Regions from separate parts of the Homo sapiens genome. Here all the other regions are linked to region 1. The links are chromatin loops, found by intact Hi-C in ENCODE. Cell type or tissue: heart right ventricle. All regions are shown on one strand. Region 1 overlaps TNRC6C (trinucleotide repeat containing adaptor 6C). Region 2 overlaps TNRC6C (trinucleotide repeat containing adaptor 6C). Region 3 overlaps TNRC6C (trinucleotide repeat containing adaptor 6C).

The links. Hi-C counts contacts between places; a loop is a spot of excess contacts. Peaks named below come from ENCODE experiments on the same cell type or tissue, not always from the same donor. Only the 100,000 strongest peaks of a DNase experiment are listed, where the experiment ranks them.
Region 2: a loop joins it to region 1, with 2.1 times the contacts of the local background. A loop is called at or near these places in 34 of 110 quality-filtered maps.
Region 3: a loop joins it to region 1, with 2.4 times the contacts of the local background. A loop is called at or near these places in 31 of 110 quality-filtered maps.

The regions. Positions count from the first base shown.
Region 1 is chr17:78,018,345-78,020,844 of GRCh38, reverse strand. The region is part of intron 3 of TNRC6C (trinucleotide repeat containing adaptor 6C); the gene reads right to left. Among named protein-coding and RNA genes, the nearest start is that of TNRC6C, 61 kb to the right of the region's middle. In heart right ventricle, a CTCF peak has its summit at 1,284 (motif pointing left); no DNase peak of the experiment used is centred here; H3K27ac peaks cover 1,040 bases.
Region 2 is chr17:78,083,850-78,086,349 of GRCh38, reverse strand. The region is part of intron 13 of TNRC6C (trinucleotide repeat containing adaptor 6C); the gene reads right to left. Among named protein-coding and RNA genes, the nearest start is that of TMC6, 44 kb to the left of the region's middle. In heart right ventricle, a CTCF peak has its summit at 1,200 (motif pointing left); a DNase peak (open chromatin) is centred at 1,289; H3K27ac peaks cover 1,208 bases.
Region 3 is chr17:78,073,670-78,076,169 of GRCh38, reverse strand. TNRC6C (trinucleotide repeat containing adaptor 6C) reads right to left here. Exons shown (of 23, transcript NM_001142640.2): 10 at 892-1,034. Among named protein-coding and RNA genes, the nearest start is that of TMC6, 54 kb to the left of the region's middle. In heart right ventricle, no CTCF peak of the experiment used is centred here; no DNase peak of the experiment used is centred here.

The DNA of each region.
Region 1 (2,500 bases):
GCTATTGAGCCTTGAGGTCTAAATTGAGATGTACTTAGTATTAAAACATATACTGGATTCTAAAGACTTAGCACCAAAAAAAAGAGAAATACCTCATTAACAATTTTTCTGTTGCTTTCACATTGAAATGGCGATATTTTGGATATATCAAGTTAAACATTATTAAAAGTAATTCCGCCTGTTACTTTTTAGATGATGCAACTAGCCTATTTAAAATGATTCATGTGGCTCACATTTGTGGCTTCCATTATTTCTTTTGAATGGTGCTGGTCTAGAAATGGCATTGTATTATTGGAAAGGATAAAGTTTAAGCTAGTTTCTCAGAAACCGCTAAATAATTACCTGTTTTCATAAAGACTGAAAGTGAAACAGAGATTGAGAAACTACAAGTTGTGACAGATCACAAGCTTTTTCAGGTGGGAGAATTTCCCTTACAACTATTTACTCTACACTAAAGTACTAGCACATTATTTTACAAACAGAAAAAAATGCCACAAAGCATGTATTCAATTAATAAAAAGACCAAGGGTCCCGGAGTATAATGCAAGCATGGCACACTCAGTTTACCCACGTACTTGTTCTCACAGTGATATTTCCAGCTTGCAATGCTAATGCTATGGCTGGTAGTCTACAGGTCATCCTGGACCCTAAGAAAAGGGAAGAGAAGCCTCACTCAGCAAAGCAACAGACAGAGGAATGCGGAATTCTGACCCAGTTGAGCTGTACACCTCTGGGTCTCTTTTATATTATGCAGTGATAAACCTTCTGACTTAAGCCAGTAATTTTTGGATCTTTGAATCAAGCAGCCACTTAATAATCTGAAGGGATAAGTGGAAGATCTCAAAATCTGGATCTATTCTTGTAACACAGATAAATTAAATGGGCATTTTCTTTTTTTGTCTAGCCATAAACTCTTTTCAGATCCTCACTTATGGGTCTATTACTGTCTAAAAAACCAGGGCATCAAAGCAATCTTGACATTCCCCTTCTTCAAAAAGACCTGACTCTAGGGCCATACCTCACAGATAAGGACTCACATGGGAACCTACCCTTTTGCATATCAGCATTTTCATGCAGCAGGAGAATACAGGAAGGCAATGGGAACTTTAGTTTCTTTATGATTTTTCAACAAATCATTTGTTTTATTTAAGAAATATTAAGATAGCAACCATTTAATAACTACATATATAATTTTAAAAAACTTTCAGCAAGATGGAAATTTTGGTTACTCTTTGCCTAGTAAGCTTTTGCCTTTTGTTTTTTAAATGAGGGTGACATCTGCTGGTGAAAAGGTAGATGGTAACTCTTTATATAAGAAAGCAACAGTCTTTTAAAACAATTTTCTTTCCAAGGATTTTCTGCTTTCAGCTAAAATTTTCAGGTAGTGTTGTCATAACAGGGCCAAATAGAGAGATTCCCACATTTTGCTTTTTCTAAAATGACAGGCTACAGTATGGACACAAAGTTCAGGCTGCTGTCCCTTCAGACTTTGGAGAACTTGATTTTGAAAGAGCTCCTTTTCAGACTTTTCTACTACATTGTCATCTCTAAGATACCAAGACAGAAGGAACTTGCCTTGCTGACCCAGCCTCGTTAGCCTCCAGTCTACCCTTGCTAGGGTCTGAGCCTTTTCAAGTCCTGGCTGCAACCCCATTCTCTCTGCTTCTTTCCTAGCCATTTTAGTTGGCTTGAGTCTCATCATGCTCAGTCACTTCAATATCGTCATCTGTAACAGCCGAGGCCCCCGACCTTCCTTCCTTTCACTATGCTTGCTATCCATACTTCTGTATCATCCCAACCTTCAGTCATTTCCAGACCGCCTGACACTGCCACATGTAGTCTCAGAAACAGCAATGAGCTCTGTTACCTACTAACACTAGCATAAGCACCTGCTGCCACCAAGAATTCCTCTTACTAACCTAACATGGACTGCCAAAACCCCCCTCTTGTAACTGCTTAAAACTTTTCCTGCACTCTGGAATCCTGATGCCATCCAGCTTCTCTCAATCTATGGCCTGGATTTCTAGTTTATAGAGACAGTACTCACTCATTCAATAAATACAGAGGTTTTCTACAGCTCAGCCTCCTCTAGGCTGGGGCTGTATCAAGGAACAAAAGAGAGATCCCTGGCCCTGTGGAGCTCACATCTTAGTAGAGAAAAAGGATCAATAATAAACTTGATGTGTAAGTAAGATACATGGTTCACCAGGTGTAAAGTGCTGCAAAAAAAGGAAAGCACGGTAAATAAGGGCTCAAACTCGTTGTTTTCCCATGCAATCTGCCTACCATTTGCTCCACCCCCCCAAACATGTCAATATCCCCACCTATCCTCTCCTTATTTAGAAAATATTTAATGGGTTCCTATTCTGTGCCAGGCACTGTGAATACTGAGTATTATATAAAAAAACATGGTTCCGGCTGGGCATGGTGGCTCACGCCTATAATCCCAGCACTTTGGGAGGCCGAGGCGGGGCGGATCACGAGGTCAGGAGTTCGAGAC
Region 2 (2,500 bases), 66 kb before region 1:
TTTTTTTTTTTTTTTTTTTTTAGATGGAGTCTCGCTCTGTCATCCAGGCTGGAGTGTAATGGCGTGATCTCAGCTCACTGCCACCTCTGCCTCCCGGGTTCAAGCAATTCTCCTGCCTCAGCCTCCCGAGTAGCTGGGATTGCAGTCGTGTGCCACCACGCCCAGCTAATTTTTGTATTTTTAGTAGAGACGGGGTTTCATTATGTTGGCCAGGCTGGTCTCAAACTACTGACTTCGTGATCTGCCTGCCTCAGCCTCCCAAAGTGCTGGGATTACAGGCATGAGCCACGGCGCCCAGCCATGGCTGACACATATTCTGGAGGCACAGAGCACTTTTAAAAGATTAATGTCTTATCCACTTTTTTAGTGCGCAGAACTAAAAAAAATCACAGAGTCAATACCTGTTTAGTGTTGGTGATGATGTTGGTCAGCAAATATTTTTCATTTAATGAAGAAATCAAAATTCTTCTGCTTGATTCATACAAACTGAAACTTAAAAAAAAAAAACAAAAAACCAACCTATTCTATAATGATGGAGACTGAAGTCCAGGACAGCCCAGACAATGTGAAACACTGGTAGTAACTGTCCCAAATCATTCAATAATAATGTGTGTTAAACAACGTGGTTATCTCCCTAACATCATGGGAATGAAAGCTAAGAGAGAACCTGAAATGCAGATTTGTGGGCACTTTTGTCACACAAACTTGTCATCTACAAAGTTGGTTAAAGTTATGATGATATTCTTCTGTACACTGACATAGAAGCTTTGGTCATTTGACTGTTTTGAAATGTTGGTTGAATATCATGATTTTTTTTCTTACAACATGAATTTTAGGGACATTTTTGGCAAGACTCATCAAAGTAGAATCCAAATAAAGGTGGAGATTATACTATTAGAAATGCCTCCTTCATCTGTAATCATGGAGGAATAAAATACCCCACTTAAGTGAATCCTTATAGGCCTAAAACTTAACCTTATGGAAGCACTGAAACTTTATTTTTCCAATTTTTCTGGAAAAAAATTTAAGAACAGAATACATTGTTTTAAAATTAGAACACCCTATTGGTAATTCAACATTTTCTTGATGTCTTTCACACTATAGAGGTCAATAAAAACTTACTGTATAACTAAAAGATTCTAGCACATCAGTAAGATAATCAGCTCTGTGTCAGGGCTGCAGCAATGCCTGCAGCGTCATCTAGTGGCAGAAAGCGATCTTCCTCTACAGTAACAGCTCTAAACCTGCATGCTTTTTCTATGAGTGCCTGTTTTCAGAGCTGTCTCCTTTCCTTTGGAGGTCAGTGGTCTCCGGCGGGCAGGACTGAAAGCAATAGGACTGCACATGTGCACTGCCTCCCCACAGCGATTCCTCACTACAGCACCACCTCCCTTCTGACAGATGGAAAAACAGTCTCTGGCCAGGCGCAGTGGCTCACGCCTGTAATCCCAGCACTTTGGGAGTCTGAGGCGGGAGGATCACCTGAGGTAAGGAGTTGGAGACCAGCAGCCTGACCAACATGGTGAAACCCTGTCTCTACTAAAAATACAAAAATTAGCTGGGCGTGGTGGCGGGCGCCTGTAATCCCAGCTACTCGGGAGGCTGAGACAGGAGAATTGCTTGAACCCACAAGGCAGAGGCTGCAGTGAGCCATGATCGTGCCACTGCACTCCAGCCTGGGCAACAGAGCAAGACTAGCAAGACGCCGTCTCAAAAAAAAAAAAAAAAGAAAAAGAAAAAGAAAAAACAGTCTCTGAGGGCCAAGCCTTGGTCCTGACCTCATGTCTAGAGCTCTGTGCTTTCCATTAAAGCGAGGACACATAGCATGTGTCTCTGGGACACGTCCTTCCCTCCTTCCTTCTATCCTCCCCTGCTGCTTACAGAAAAGCAGACCTCAAACTTGTTGGACATGTGTCTAAAAAACAGCAAAGGGGAAAGACTGAGGGCTGAGGTACTCTCTCATTAGCAAAGGTTTTATGCCAATGGTTCTGTCTTTTGGAGTTCCCATTCTTTTTTTTTTTTTTTTCTCCTTCATGATTCCTGGTCATGATTTTCTTTTTTTTTTTTCTTGAGACGGAGTCTTGCTCTGTCGCCCAGGCTGGAGTGCAAAGGTGCGAGGCTCACTGCAACCTCCGCCTTCCAGGTTCAAGCGATTCTCCTGCCTCAGCCTCCCGAATAGCTGGGATTACAGACATGCGCCATCATGCCCGGCTAATTTTTGTATTTTTAGTAGAGACGGGGTTTCACCATGTTGGCCAGACTAATCTCGAACTCCTGACCTCAGGTGATCCACCCGCCTGGGCCTCCCAAAATGCTGGGATTATAGGCATGAGCCACCGTGCCCGGCCGATTCCTGGTCATTTTCTAGGTGATGAAGTTGCTGGCTAAGATTGCTAAATAAATCAGATACCCACATTAAAGAATGAAATAATTAACTGGGTCTTTTAGTGTATATAATTTCAGTAAGCATCTAGGTATACAATGACATGGCAATTATAGT
Region 3 (2,500 bases), 55 kb before region 1:
ATCTCAGCTTACTGCAACCTCCGCCTCCCGGGTTCAAGCAATTCTCCTGCCTCAGCCTCCCGAGTAGCTGGGTTCACAGGCGTGTGCCACCATGCTCGCTAATTCTTGTATTTTTAGTAGAGACGGGGTTTCACCATGTTGGCCAGGCTGGTCTCGATCTCCTGACCTCAGGTGATCCACCCACCTCAGCCTCCCAAAGTGCTGGGATTACAGGAGTGAGCCACCGCACCCAGCCTCCTTCCATTGTTGATCTTTTTTTTTTAATGTGTCCTTCCTTACTTCAATTTTATTTTCAAGGCTCGACATTTGCATTGAATTTAGTGCAATGCTTTTCTCCGCTTTGCAGTCACACCAGTCTGGCATGGGGACATCATTACATGACAACACTGGGGGCTGAGCTGTGACCGGACTGGCTAAACATTCAGGGCGTTTTCCACAGATGCCAGCTGTGGTCACTCATGTGGCCAACTGACAAGGGCCAGCCAGAGATGGGTGCCCAAGCCCCACCACTTCCAATCCCTTTTCCTGAGGATAAACATCTAACACGTAATTTCCAAAGGGAAGATCTGTGTTTTTAAAATGAGATAGTAAAATGGAAATTTGATGACCCTTGCCCATTGGACAAATTGAAGCAGATAACCAGCCAAGTTCACACAATAAATATGAAAATCAGTTTTCAATCCCAGTCTTTTTCATTCTCAGTAACATCTTATGAAATACGACATTCCCTTCTTTGAGTTAAATGTTCATAATGTTAGAAAAAAATGGATAAAAGTCACTTAAGTATTATAGTCCAGCAAGTTTTTAATCTGGCTTGTATTAAGGACACAGTTGAAATGAAAAACTCCTCTTGTTAAAAAAGCAAAAACAACAAACCACCTATATTCATACCTTGTCAAGAAAGGTGGGGCGGTCCACGGAAGACTCTTTGGAGATTGGCGGGCGGCAGCCGAGGGGCTTGGCGGCCATTCCATTATGGTCGGTCACTCCCAGCCCACGCTTGTCCACGTCCACCTTCTTTTCCAGCAGAGCGCCTGGAGCACAACAAACAGAAGCAATGTTGTAAACAAAACAAGTGAGTGCTGAGCACAAGATAGGCACCAGCTAAGGCCTCAAGGAGGGATGGAGACCCTCCACCCCTTCAAACACAGGGAAGCCAGGGGCAGAGAGAGCCCTTGCTTTGCTAGGGCTGAGCCCAACAAGGGGCTGCCAAGGATTCACGGCAAGGGGATGGGGGTTGGCCCCAGGCACCCTTCCGTGGCTCCTGCAGTCTGTGATCTGGCCCTGCCGCCCTCTATCCTCTCCGCAGCAGCCACACCAGCCACTGCTGGCCCTCAGGGGCTCAGCTTGTCCTCTCCCCTGGGATGCACCCCCTCCCCTAGTTTTCTGCAAGACTTGCTTCCTCATTTCGGGTGGGCTCAGTGGTTGCTTTCTTGCAGGGGCCTTCCCGATTATTCTGTCTGCAAAAGATCCTCTCCTACTTCATGGCCATGCCTCTCCATTCACCGAGTCCTGTATCTGCAAGTATTCTTCCAGATGTGGGGGATACAATACTGTGCAAAACAGACACTGTTTCTGTTCTCACGGCTCTGTTGGCTTAATGACTAGTGTGTGTTTGGCCCACCCTAACTCTGTCCTACTCCACAGTTAGAATTCACCTCTTGCAGCACACGCTGCTCTGTCCCGCCCTGGCAGTTTGCACCACACGTTGTCGCACGTGCACGATTAGACAGTCTGCAGTCTATCCTCATTATTCATGAATTCTGTACTTGTAAAGCTGGCCTACTTGCTAAAATTTGTAACCCCCAAATCAGTAATTGGGGCACTGTTTGTGGTTATTTGTGGACATGTGCAGATTGGCAAAAAAATGTGAGTTGCCCAAGTTCCCAGTTCAGGTTGAGCCTCAGATATCAGGTTGTAAAGAAGTGTCCTTTTTGTGGTCCATTTATTGCCAGGCTTTTCGTATTTCTGTGCTTTCTGTAGTGATTCTGGTGTTTAAAATGGTCCCCCTGTGTGGTGCTGAGGTGCTGTCTCATGTTTCTAAGCTCAAGAAGGCAGTAAAGCGCCTTACAGAGGAAATATGTGTCAAGTAAGCTTCATGTAGGCACGAGTTAAAGCACTGTTGGCCCTGAGTTCAATGATCATGAATCAATGATATGGTACATCCTAAAAAATTCACTGACCTGTATGTGCGGCTGCTCAGAAAGTACTCAAGTAACATCTGGGCATGTGACAGAGCTATGGAAAAGAGGCTAAATTTGTGGATTCATGAGATGATGACTAGGAAGTGTGGTGGACGGCATTGTTTTGAGTATGAAAGCCAAATAAATTTATGGTCACATTATCCAGGGTCAGAAAAATGTTACACCCTTCTTGGCTAATATATCAATATTAAATAAGGTGTCTTGAAACAGAAAAACATATAAAACAAGGTTATATATTGATTGGTTGACAAAAATGTTGTGAGCAGAGGCTCATAGGAACCCAACCCTGTATGTCT